Regions from separate parts of the Homo sapiens genome. Here region 2 is linked to region 1. The links are chromatin contacts, found by Hi-C or POLR2A ChIA-PET in ENCODE. All regions are on one chromosome and are shown on one strand. Each heading gives the region's core, a stretch centred on a gene start or an enhancer-like site at or near the end of the contact. The rest is flanking DNA. Distances are from core to core; before and after follow the strand shown.

The links. A loop is a pair of places that touch in the nucleus more often than their neighbours do. ChIA-PET counts read pairs that join two places held with the same protein, here RNA polymerase II (POLR2A). Pooled maps may share reads with other maps.
Region 2: a loop to region 1 is called in a map of HepG2, with 6 times the contacts of the local background. The contact joins two enhancer-like sites. A Hi-C loop is called at or near these places in 2 of 168 maps with a recorded cell type or tissue (Caco-2 and HepG2) and 1 of 50 pooled maps. POLR2A ChIA-PET finds 5 or more read pairs at or near these places in 2 of 52 experiments (Caco-2 and endothelial cell of umbilical vein).

The regions. Positions count from the first base shown.
Region 1 is chr10:29,128,970-29,133,771 of GRCh38, reverse strand. No RefSeq gene overlaps it. Among named protein-coding and RNA genes, the nearest start is that of LYZL1, 160 kb to the left of the region's middle. Within about 2 kb of position 1,627, at least 5 of the 41 ENCODE cell types and tissues checked have a DNase peak (open chromatin) inside an H3K27ac peak, as active enhancers do.
Region 2 is chr10:28,937,775-28,942,783 of GRCh38, reverse strand. No RefSeq gene overlaps it. Among named protein-coding and RNA genes, the nearest start is that of C10orf126, 94 kb to the right of the region's middle. Within about 2 kb of position 2,808, at least 8 of the 41 ENCODE cell types and tissues checked have a DNase peak (open chromatin) inside an H3K27ac peak, as active enhancers do.

The sequences.
Region 1 (4,802 bases), core at 378-2,877:
GGCATGAGAACCACTCGAACCTGGGAGGTGGTGGTTGCAGTGAGCTAAGATTGTGCTTCTGCACTCCAGCCTGGGTGACAGAGTGAGGCTCCGTCTCAAAACAAACAAACAAACAAACAAACAAACAAACAAACAAACAGAAAGTGCTTCCTACAATGCAGTAAGAACCTAGGAATGGATATTGATTTCTACTTTATTCTCTTCTACTCCCTTTCCTAAGCTGACTTGCTGGAAACTCCATATTTTGACACTGCTTTTTGATGGGATCCCAGTTTGCCAGCTCAGAGAAAGCAAGGTTCAGCCTGAAGGTACTAAGGTCCAGGATGCTCTATGTTATGTTACACTCTTTCTCCTGTTTTCTTAGACTATTTAACAAGGCCAGTAAATTAAAAAAAAAAAAAAAAAGAGGAAAAAGAAAAAAGGGAAAAAAAAGTTAGCAAACTTAAGACAGAATTAGATTTCACAGCAGTCCCTGTGGACTTTTTTAAATCTAATTAATGGCATTCCTTGATTGGATAAAGACAAAACACTCGCCTGGAATATCCATAAAATGTCTTTTGGAAACAACAGTGGGATGGGTTTAAATATACAGGAGTCAGGAACATCCGGATTACATTTCCAGGGAATTACCTAGGAATTTTAAAACTTAGGGGAAGAGAGTCTTGGCAACTAGCATTCTGGGTTTCCTACAAAGCTTTCCAACCAATTAGACCCTGGGCCTTGCCTTGCGCAGAGATGGTTCATTAAACAGTGCCACCTAGCCCCAGGTGACGGCGTCAGAATGGTTCACAGTCACCATTTACTGTTCACAGCTTCATCCGTACTGCCAGTCAGTGTGAGCTGATGGGAAGAGGAAGAGGACGTTTGGGAGCCACACCCTCCCCTTGCTCTGAGAGGCAGCTCAGAGCTTCGTTAGACTTCAGTGAAGGACCACTTGTTCCCTGAAGGCATCTTTTGTTGATCTTGCTGTTCGGAGACAAAATTATCCTGGAACAGATTTTTTTCTATTTTTAGGTACATTGTTGATTGTGAAACTGGAGTCTCCAGTGATCTTTTCATAAACATGCCAGAGACGGTCTCAAGAGACAAACAGACTGATGTTCTTGCCCCGAGCAGTTTAGGGTGAGCTCAAAGGAATCTTGAGGAATCTGACATCTCGTGTTTCTGGGAGGAGAAGGGGACCGTGTAGAACTAACCTAGGAACCTATGGACTCTGTGGATATCCCTCTGGTTTTGTTATTTTCAGTTCTCCAGGAAAATTACGGGTGGCAGGAAGGACAAACTTTCTCAGCGTGAATGAAGAAAGCTGCAGACGAGGCCCCGGCTTCATGGCTCTCCTGAGCGTGAGTCCACGCTACAGGCTCTAAGTCTTCACTAGCCTCCTGCCTGCAGAGGCCCTTGTAGAAGTCCCAGTGGCTTGGCCGGCCACCTTGGCCCCACTGCTGAAAGGAGAAGGCAGATGAATGTGAAAGTCAAAATCAGATCCCTCCAACCCTCTAATTCATGTTCGTCTTCAAAATGTCTTTCATCTGCAGCTTCATTTATTCCATCGTGGCCCGGTCTGTTTGTTTTCATGATTCAGAGGAAGCAGCACAGAGCTTATCATCCACGCACAGGCAGAGCTGCACTGGCTCTGGGAGGAGGCCCCAACTGGGCTCCTGCTCTGCAGGGGCCCTGGCTTCGGGCCCAAGCCAATTGTGACCACTTTGTCTTCTTGGCAGTCCCCATGGGTTCAGACTCTGTTGTAATTTATGGGCAAAACTCCTACCTCCTGTCCACATCCTAAATCTCAAACTTGGTTTCTTCTCAACTCCAGATACAGGATAAGCAAACAAACCACCAAAAGACTCCAACCTGGAAAATTTCGGCCTTCATCCCACCATCCCAACATAGTGTGCATTAGAAGAAGGAGCTATGTTCCTCAATCCTGAAATCTTTTCTTTTTAGCAGTCACCCTTTGTGGGATTGTGTCCAGATACCCAGGACTGCATTTTGAGACCACAGCACTTTCTAGAGGAAAACTCCAGACTGCTACTAGATTCCTTGTTGTACTCCATGGCCAGCTTCTTTTGGAGATGAAGCATCTAAGCTTTAAGTCAAGTCTGCAAGTTTGAGCATGATTCAAATGTTGAATAAAACCTGGAGATGACAACTTTAATTATTAGGAGGATGCGTCACTTTTATATTATATTCAACAGTACTTAAATCCAATTACAACCACGCAGCTTACAGTACTTTTCTTCAAAGCTATTTCTGCAAGGTAGCAAATGAACCATCTTGTAACCGCATCAAAAGGAAGGTGAGGCCTTCCTACAGTCAGCTGAACCTTGGCCTGACTCTGACCTGTGCTTCATGGCCACCTAAGTATCTAGGACGTATGTACTTAGGTGGTTGTGTCCAATAGTCTGTCCTTGTGTGCAATTGTGATAAAACTTAATGACATCTTATACAATCTGTTTAATTACCTTCAAAGAGACAATGGTGTACCTGGCCAAGAATGGTACCACTTAGGAAGCGAACAAAGGCAGGGAAGGACAAAGAAAAGAGCACCTTTTCTAGCTGGGTGCACTGGTTCATGCCTGTAATCCCAGCACTTTGGGAGGCTGAGGCGGGTGGGTCACCTGAGGTCAGGAATTCTAGATCAGCCCGGCCAACAGGGTGAAATCCCATCTCTACTAAAAATACAAATATTAGCCAAGTGTGGTGGCACATGCCTGTAATCCCAGCTACTCAGGAGTCTGAGGCAGAAGAATCGTTTAACCCTGGGAGGTGGAGGTTGCAGTGAGCCCAGATCGCACCACTGCACTCCAGCCTAGGTGACAGAGCGAGACTCTGTCTGGAAAAAAAAAAAAAGAACACTTTTTCCAGAACAACTGGGGCAATTCTTCTCACCTTGCATAAGAGGACAAATTGCTGTTGGATGGAGGGTTTGGTGGAAGTGGGAGGTAGGATGTTAGCCCCATTTCTTTTTTTAGGATAAAGAGTAGGCAAGCAATATTTGACCACAGCAGGTAGTAGTGAAAGGGACATCAGCTTTCTTATTTTCATTCTACCGACTTTTGTTGACAATTATGGTCAGAGCAATCATTTTATACATGCATCACTATTGTACAGTAATCCATTCCCATGTCAATACTGGGGAATTCACATGTATTTTTTCCTTTTAAAGAGGTTTCAAAAAGTAATAAAATTAGAGAAATACTGATTTGCTGAGTATGATGCACCTGATTCTACCCTTAGAATATCCCACCTTAGGATGGGAGGAGGTCCTTATTTTTGCTCCCTGGGGGTGCACTGGGGACCTTTCCTTTGAACTGGGAAGAGAATTTAGTCAAATGGCCCCTAGTGGCCTGAAGGAATTACTGCAGTTTCCCTAAAATACACATCTTCATTATTGATCCCTGAATTCAACAGATTTCCAGTGTGTGTTTACTAAAGATAATGAACTTGTTACACAACAAAGAAAACAAATACACCTGGAATTAGTACGCTGCACTGACTTGCAGTATCACTAGGAGGAGCCCTTGCTTTTTGCTAACAGTTATAATGCCAATGGTTACAAGAATAACTTTGTGTTTTAAAAAATTAGGTAAAAATTGGCCTGATGCGGTGGCTCACGCCTGAAATCGTAGCACTCTGGGAGGCCGAGGCAGGTGGATCGCCTGAGCTCAGGAGTTCGAGACCAGCCTGGGCAACACGATGAAACTAAAAAAAAAAAAAAAAAAAAAAAATACAAAAAATTAGCCTCGCCCTACTCGGGAGGCTGAGACAGGAGAATTGCTATAACCCAGGAGGCAGAGGTTGCAGTGAGCTGAGATCATGCCACTGCACTCCAGCCTGGGCAACAGAGTGAGACTCCGTCTCTTAAAAAAAAATGTAAAAATTAATTTCTAACACTTATCAAAATAATAAATTTATATTCTTGCTTGTTTCAGAAAGATTTTAGGATCGTACAGGAATATGTAAATTACAAAAGAATATATAAAGGCAAAATAAAAACATAAGAAGAATGTAAATGAAAGCTCTGAATGAAGTTAATTCTCCAAAAGATAGTACGCTCTTCTGTTTCAGAAATTTCTGAGATTATGATTTTGCTACTCATCCAATGAGCTTATTGTCAGATTTGTCCAGAAATGAGGTGCACAACTATTAATATTATTCTCCACTGCGCTGTTAGAACACTTACTCTGTTAAATACATAGTAATGATCCTAAGTTTCATAGTGTCCACAAAACTCTATGGCATAGCTTAAATTAAAAAAACAGACAAACTATAACAACAAAACCCAATATGCCCCTAATTTCCTTCCTTCTGTTACAAACATATTAAGAATTCCCGGCCAGGAGTGTAGCTATCTGTAAGTATTTTGGGAGGCCAAAGTGGGAAGATTTTTTGAAGCTAAGAGTTTGAGAACAGCTTGGTCAATGTAGCCAGACTCTGTCTCTACAAAAAAAAAAAAACTTTTTAAATTTAACCGGGTATGGTGGTGCATACCTCTAGTCCCAGCTACTCAGGAGGCTAGGGCACGAGGATCACTTGAGCCCAGGAGTTCGAGGTTACAGTGAGCTATGATTCCACTACTGCACTCCAGCCTGGGCAACAGAGCAAAGCTGTCTCTTAAAAATAAATAAATAGAAATAAAATATAGAATTCCTTAGCTCACACTTGGTTAGGGTTGGGCTAAAGAAGAAATGAACTCACTTTTTCACCTCTTATTTCCAGAAATCATGTATTAGGCAAGAGTATAAGGCCATATTTTTCATTTTTCAAAAATCACAAGAATAACACTCTAATCCAGAATA
Region 2 (5,009 bases), core at 1,559-4,058, 190 kb after region 1:
ATAGAAAACAAGTTTTCAAAACTCAATATTTTAAAATATTCAGTTGGAAAATGGACAAAAGACATGCACAGATTTTTCACTGAGGAGGATATATAGATAGCAAATAGGCCTATGAAAACATGCTCAACATCATTAACCATTAGGGAAATGCAAATTAAAGTCACAATAATTGTCTCTATATACCTATTAAGATGGATAAAATAATAAATACAACACTCAGTGCTGGCAAGGATGTGGAGAAACTGGATTACTCGTACATTACTGATGAGACTGCAAATGGCACAACCACTTTGAAAATTGGTTTGCACTTTCTTTTGAAGCTAAAAATGGACTTACCATACAACCCAGCAATTGCATTACTGGGCATTTATCCCAGAAAAATAAAAACTTATTTTCATGAAAAACTTCTACAGGAAGATTTACAGCAGTTTTATTCATGCAAGTAAAAAACTAAAAACTACCTAAATGGCCTTCAATAGGTGAATGGTAGAACAAACTGTGATACTTCTATACTATGGAATACTACTCAGCAATAAGAAGGAATACACTATTGACTGATGCAACAAGTTGGATCAATTTCAAGGAAATTATGCTGAGTGAAAAAGCCAATCTCAAAAGAATACATACTGCATCGTCCCATTTATACAATAGTGAAATCATATAATTATAGAGATGAAGAATCAATTCATGTTTGCTGGGGGGTCAGGAATGGGGTTATTTGGAAAGGGAGTAAACATGACCATGAAAAGGAAGCATGAGAAAGCCTTGTGGTGATTATAGATCCTGTTTGTGACAGTAACTACACAAAGCTATACACATGATCAAATTACACAGAGCTACACACACACACATATACACACACACACACATAAATGCATGCAAAACTTTTGAAATTTGAATAAACTCTTCGGAATGTACCAATGCCAATTTCCTGATTTTGATATTATGCTGTGGTCTTGCAGGTTGTTAACGTTAGAAGATACTGGATGAAGAGGCACCAGAACTCCTTGTACATTTCTTTGCAACTTCCTTTGCAACTTCCTTTGAATCTATAATTATCACAAAATAAAAAGTTAAAAATAATAGTAAGTGCTGTTTACTTTTGGAGACCAAGGCAGGGGGTTCATTTGAAGCCAGGAGTTTGAGACCAGCCTGGACAACATAGTGAGACCTCATCTCTACAAAAAAACTTGTAATTAGCCAGGTGTAGTGTGGCATGGCTGTAGTCCCAGCTACTTGGGAGGCTGAGGTGGGAGGATCACTGGAGCCCAGGAGCCCGAGGCTGCGATGAGCTGTGATCACACCACTGCACTCCAGCCCAGGTACAGAGCAAGACCCTGTCTCTAAAACATATAAAAATAAATACATAGTAAGTGCTGTTTAAAATATTTACTTCAAAAAATACATATCCTTTTGCACTTATGTTCATTATTTTTATCCATAATTTTCCAGAAAAAAAGTTTGTGTGTAAGATAAAAACAGGAAATAAAAGCACACTAAAAAGGAAGATATTTTGAAATTATCTGAATGATTTTGAAATTATCTGGTGATAAGTGTACCCTTGCTACACTTATCAATCAATCACTCAATCTAGAATAATTGATCTGGGCCATGAGCAATTTTTAAAAACATAAAAATAAAAAACTCTTCAAGATATTTCATGGCTCCTTCTCCCCCCTGGCTGGATTTTAAGGACAGGACAAACTGCTGTTGAGAGAAGTACGATTTGAATTTAAAGAAACATGGACCAGTGTCTTCGGAGCAAACAGGAGAAAAGTAAGAAAGACCTCAACTCAGCCATCTGAAATGAACTGTTTATGAGGACAACAACCAGCTCTTCGGGCCTACTTTATATAAAACCCAGATCAGATTCTATTGGGAGGAAAAGAAAAGGTGGGAGGAGGAAGAAGCTGAGAACATCTCCAGGAGTCAGAGCTCAGAAAACAGGAGAAATCTACAAATCAGGAAAACACAAAGAATAATTATGAGGAAAGCTGTGTCAAGCACCCAGGTACAAGTCATAACAACTGTTACTATCTTACCCGGTGCAATATTTTTCTTCCAGTCCGAGACAGAAATAAACATAAACTATTCTAGAAACCTGGATTATATTACCATGTAATTGTTTGCATAGAATTAAATGGCTTGGGAAACAGGAGAGCCCAGAACCTTGCTCCCTTTGTACTCACTGTCTTAAATAAATTGTCCTGTTTGCCAATTTGCTTTTCCACAAAGAGAGGCTCCATCCTGTCTCTGAATTTTTTTTCAAAAGCTTATTTCTGCGTTTTAAAATTCATTTTCAAGAATCTATTTAGCTGAGAGTAAAACCATTTAATGACTAAAGTTTTGAATCTAAGTAGATGAAATTATTTATGTAGATCATTAGAAATACATGAGTGGCCTCTCTCGTTTCCTGTCTAGGGAAAACTTATCGTTAAATACGCTTTTGCACGGTTACTGAAACTGAAGCAACACCCAGTTCAAATCGTCTGCAGACCTTAAATTATATTTCCAAAAGCAACAGCTCTTTTCTATGAACAATGGCAATACTTGTTATGGGTTTAAATAGGAATTCTTCATTTGGAATTTTTGAATATGGGGACATTCTGGGAAATGTCCAGAAAAAAAAAAAATCCCGCCAAGGGTTCAGCAAACAGTTGCATAACCCTCTTTTTATCTCGGGTGTTGACCCAGTCATTCATTCCATGTTTGCTGTGGTGAGTTCAGCAAAGCTGGTTGCCAAGACAACCATAATCCGTGAACAGAGCCGGCTCCATTGGTGGTCGGTTACAACACGCTTTGTCCCGTCGGGTGTCCTGTAACCGAATGAATGGAGAGACAGAAAACAAGCACCTTCAGTAAACATGACCTAATGAGAGCGGCGTCCTCCAACTGCCTGGGAGGCACCGGAAGAAACCTACCAGGAGCCAGGACTCTCACACGGACAGAGGCATCACCTCCCAAAAGAAGTCCGTGTCATAAAGGGTCCCTTGGTTGTGGGGTTTAATGACATGAAACTATTCTATTCACCTCCAGGGCTAAGGAAGTATCTTTTGATTTATTGCACTGTTCTAAACACTATGTAATTAGATGAGCTTGGAACTCTGCAAGGGGGGCAGTTTGTAGTGCAGATCCGTTTCCCACTGAAGTGCATGGAGGCTGCAGGAGCGGAGGTGAAGGGGATGGAGGTGAGTAAGAGAGGGGAGTTCCCCTGCGGGGCCTTCAGACTCCAGCTGGGATAAGGCGTGGTTGTGCTGGGCAGGGACCCTGCGCCTGTGCCCCGTCCTGCAGGCCAGCAAGTCGCCCTTCCTAGGAGGCAGTCTTCAGTCTACACTCTGCAAACAGCGCCCCCTGGAACCGTGCAACATGAGGGTCCTGGCACTTTCGTGTACGAGTGTTTCTGAAAGGTCAGAGCTCCGTGGCAATTGCAATCTTACTTAAATTATTTCTGCTTCTCCTTTTCGATTAATATCGATCGAGTGTGTTGTAATGTTCTGGGACACTTGTGAATTCTACTGTCATTAACGTGTGAATCCAGGTTGATAGCAACAAAGAGTCATGTATGAAATGCCTAACCAAGAGGCTTAGATTTCCATAATCACTTAATACTTGATTCCTTTAGGATTTAGTTTGCCAAATATATCTTTCCAGAGATAGCAGCAAGTCATTAATCTCATAATGAAAGATACTAACAGGAAGAACCCTGTTCAATATAAATGTATCTTTAGTGGTACTTTATTCAGCTCTGCTTAACTAAAGCAGTATTATGGGCTGTGTACTCATTTGGAGTTTTGTGCTCCGAATCACCTGAGAAACTTTTATTAGACATACAGATGCCCAGACCACATCACAGATCTGGAGTGGTGCCCAGATACTGGTATTTATATTAAGTTCTTTTGCTATTTCAGACACAGAGCTAAATTTAAGAGTCACTAATTTGTTTGATAAATCAGAATAACTCTTGCCTTTCCAAATTCACTAGATGAATATGGAGATCTAAATTTTCTCCCACATTAGCTGTATTAACCTGGCCTGAGATAGGATTTCACTGTCCTGAAGGAAGAAGAGGCGCATAGGGCTTTTTCAACCAACATTCGTTTAATTGCTTGTTTCTTATGAAGGGCATAAGGCTGTGAACTGATCATTTTAATTGGTAAACCCAGCAAGTGCAACTCCCTCAGGCAAAATATTAGGACCTAATACAGATTCAATAGGTGTGAGAGAGACGGAAATAGGTGTATCTATTTGAGGTTCTGGACTAAGAAGGAATAATTGTAGCATTTATCAAGTATTTACTATGTGCCAGGCACTGTTTCGGTGTTTTCTGCATAATATACGCACGTAACCCTTACAGTAACTTAGCCCTCACCATGTTACCGGTGGAGGATGTCCAGGTTCTTGGCATTTTGAACAAAGAATTGGACAAAACTCACAAAGCAAGGAAAGAATGAAGCAACAAAAGCAGAGATTTATTGAAGACGAAAGTACACTCCACAGAGAGGGAGCAACTGGAGCATAGGGGCTCAAGAGCCCAGTTACAGAATCTTCTGGGCTCCGAATACCCACTGGAGCTTTCCCGTTTGCCACTTGGTGTTCATCTCATGCAAATGAAGCAGTATCCCGCAATCAGTCTGATTGCAGTCTGGTTGCAGAAAGCAACCAATCAGAGGCTAAAGTGAAGTTACAAAGTTGCACTCCTATGCAAACAAAGACTTATCCCGCAATCAGAGGTACTTTCAATTTTCCATCTGCCGCGCAGAAAAGAGGGGGTTTGCTAAGGGAGAAGCCTCTGGTCCTTCTGTTACTTAAGCTTGGAAAGTTGGGGTTTTCCTTTCAATTTAGTTCTAAGAGGTCAGCTTGAGCTGGCCTTAGGTTCCCTGCCTCCAGAGCCTATTCTCCTGCCTCAACAACAACCTATGGTAACTTTATCATCATGTCCATTTCCCAGATACAGAAATGGAGGCACTCAAAGGTTCAGCACTTTGCCTAAAGTCACACAGCTAGTAAAC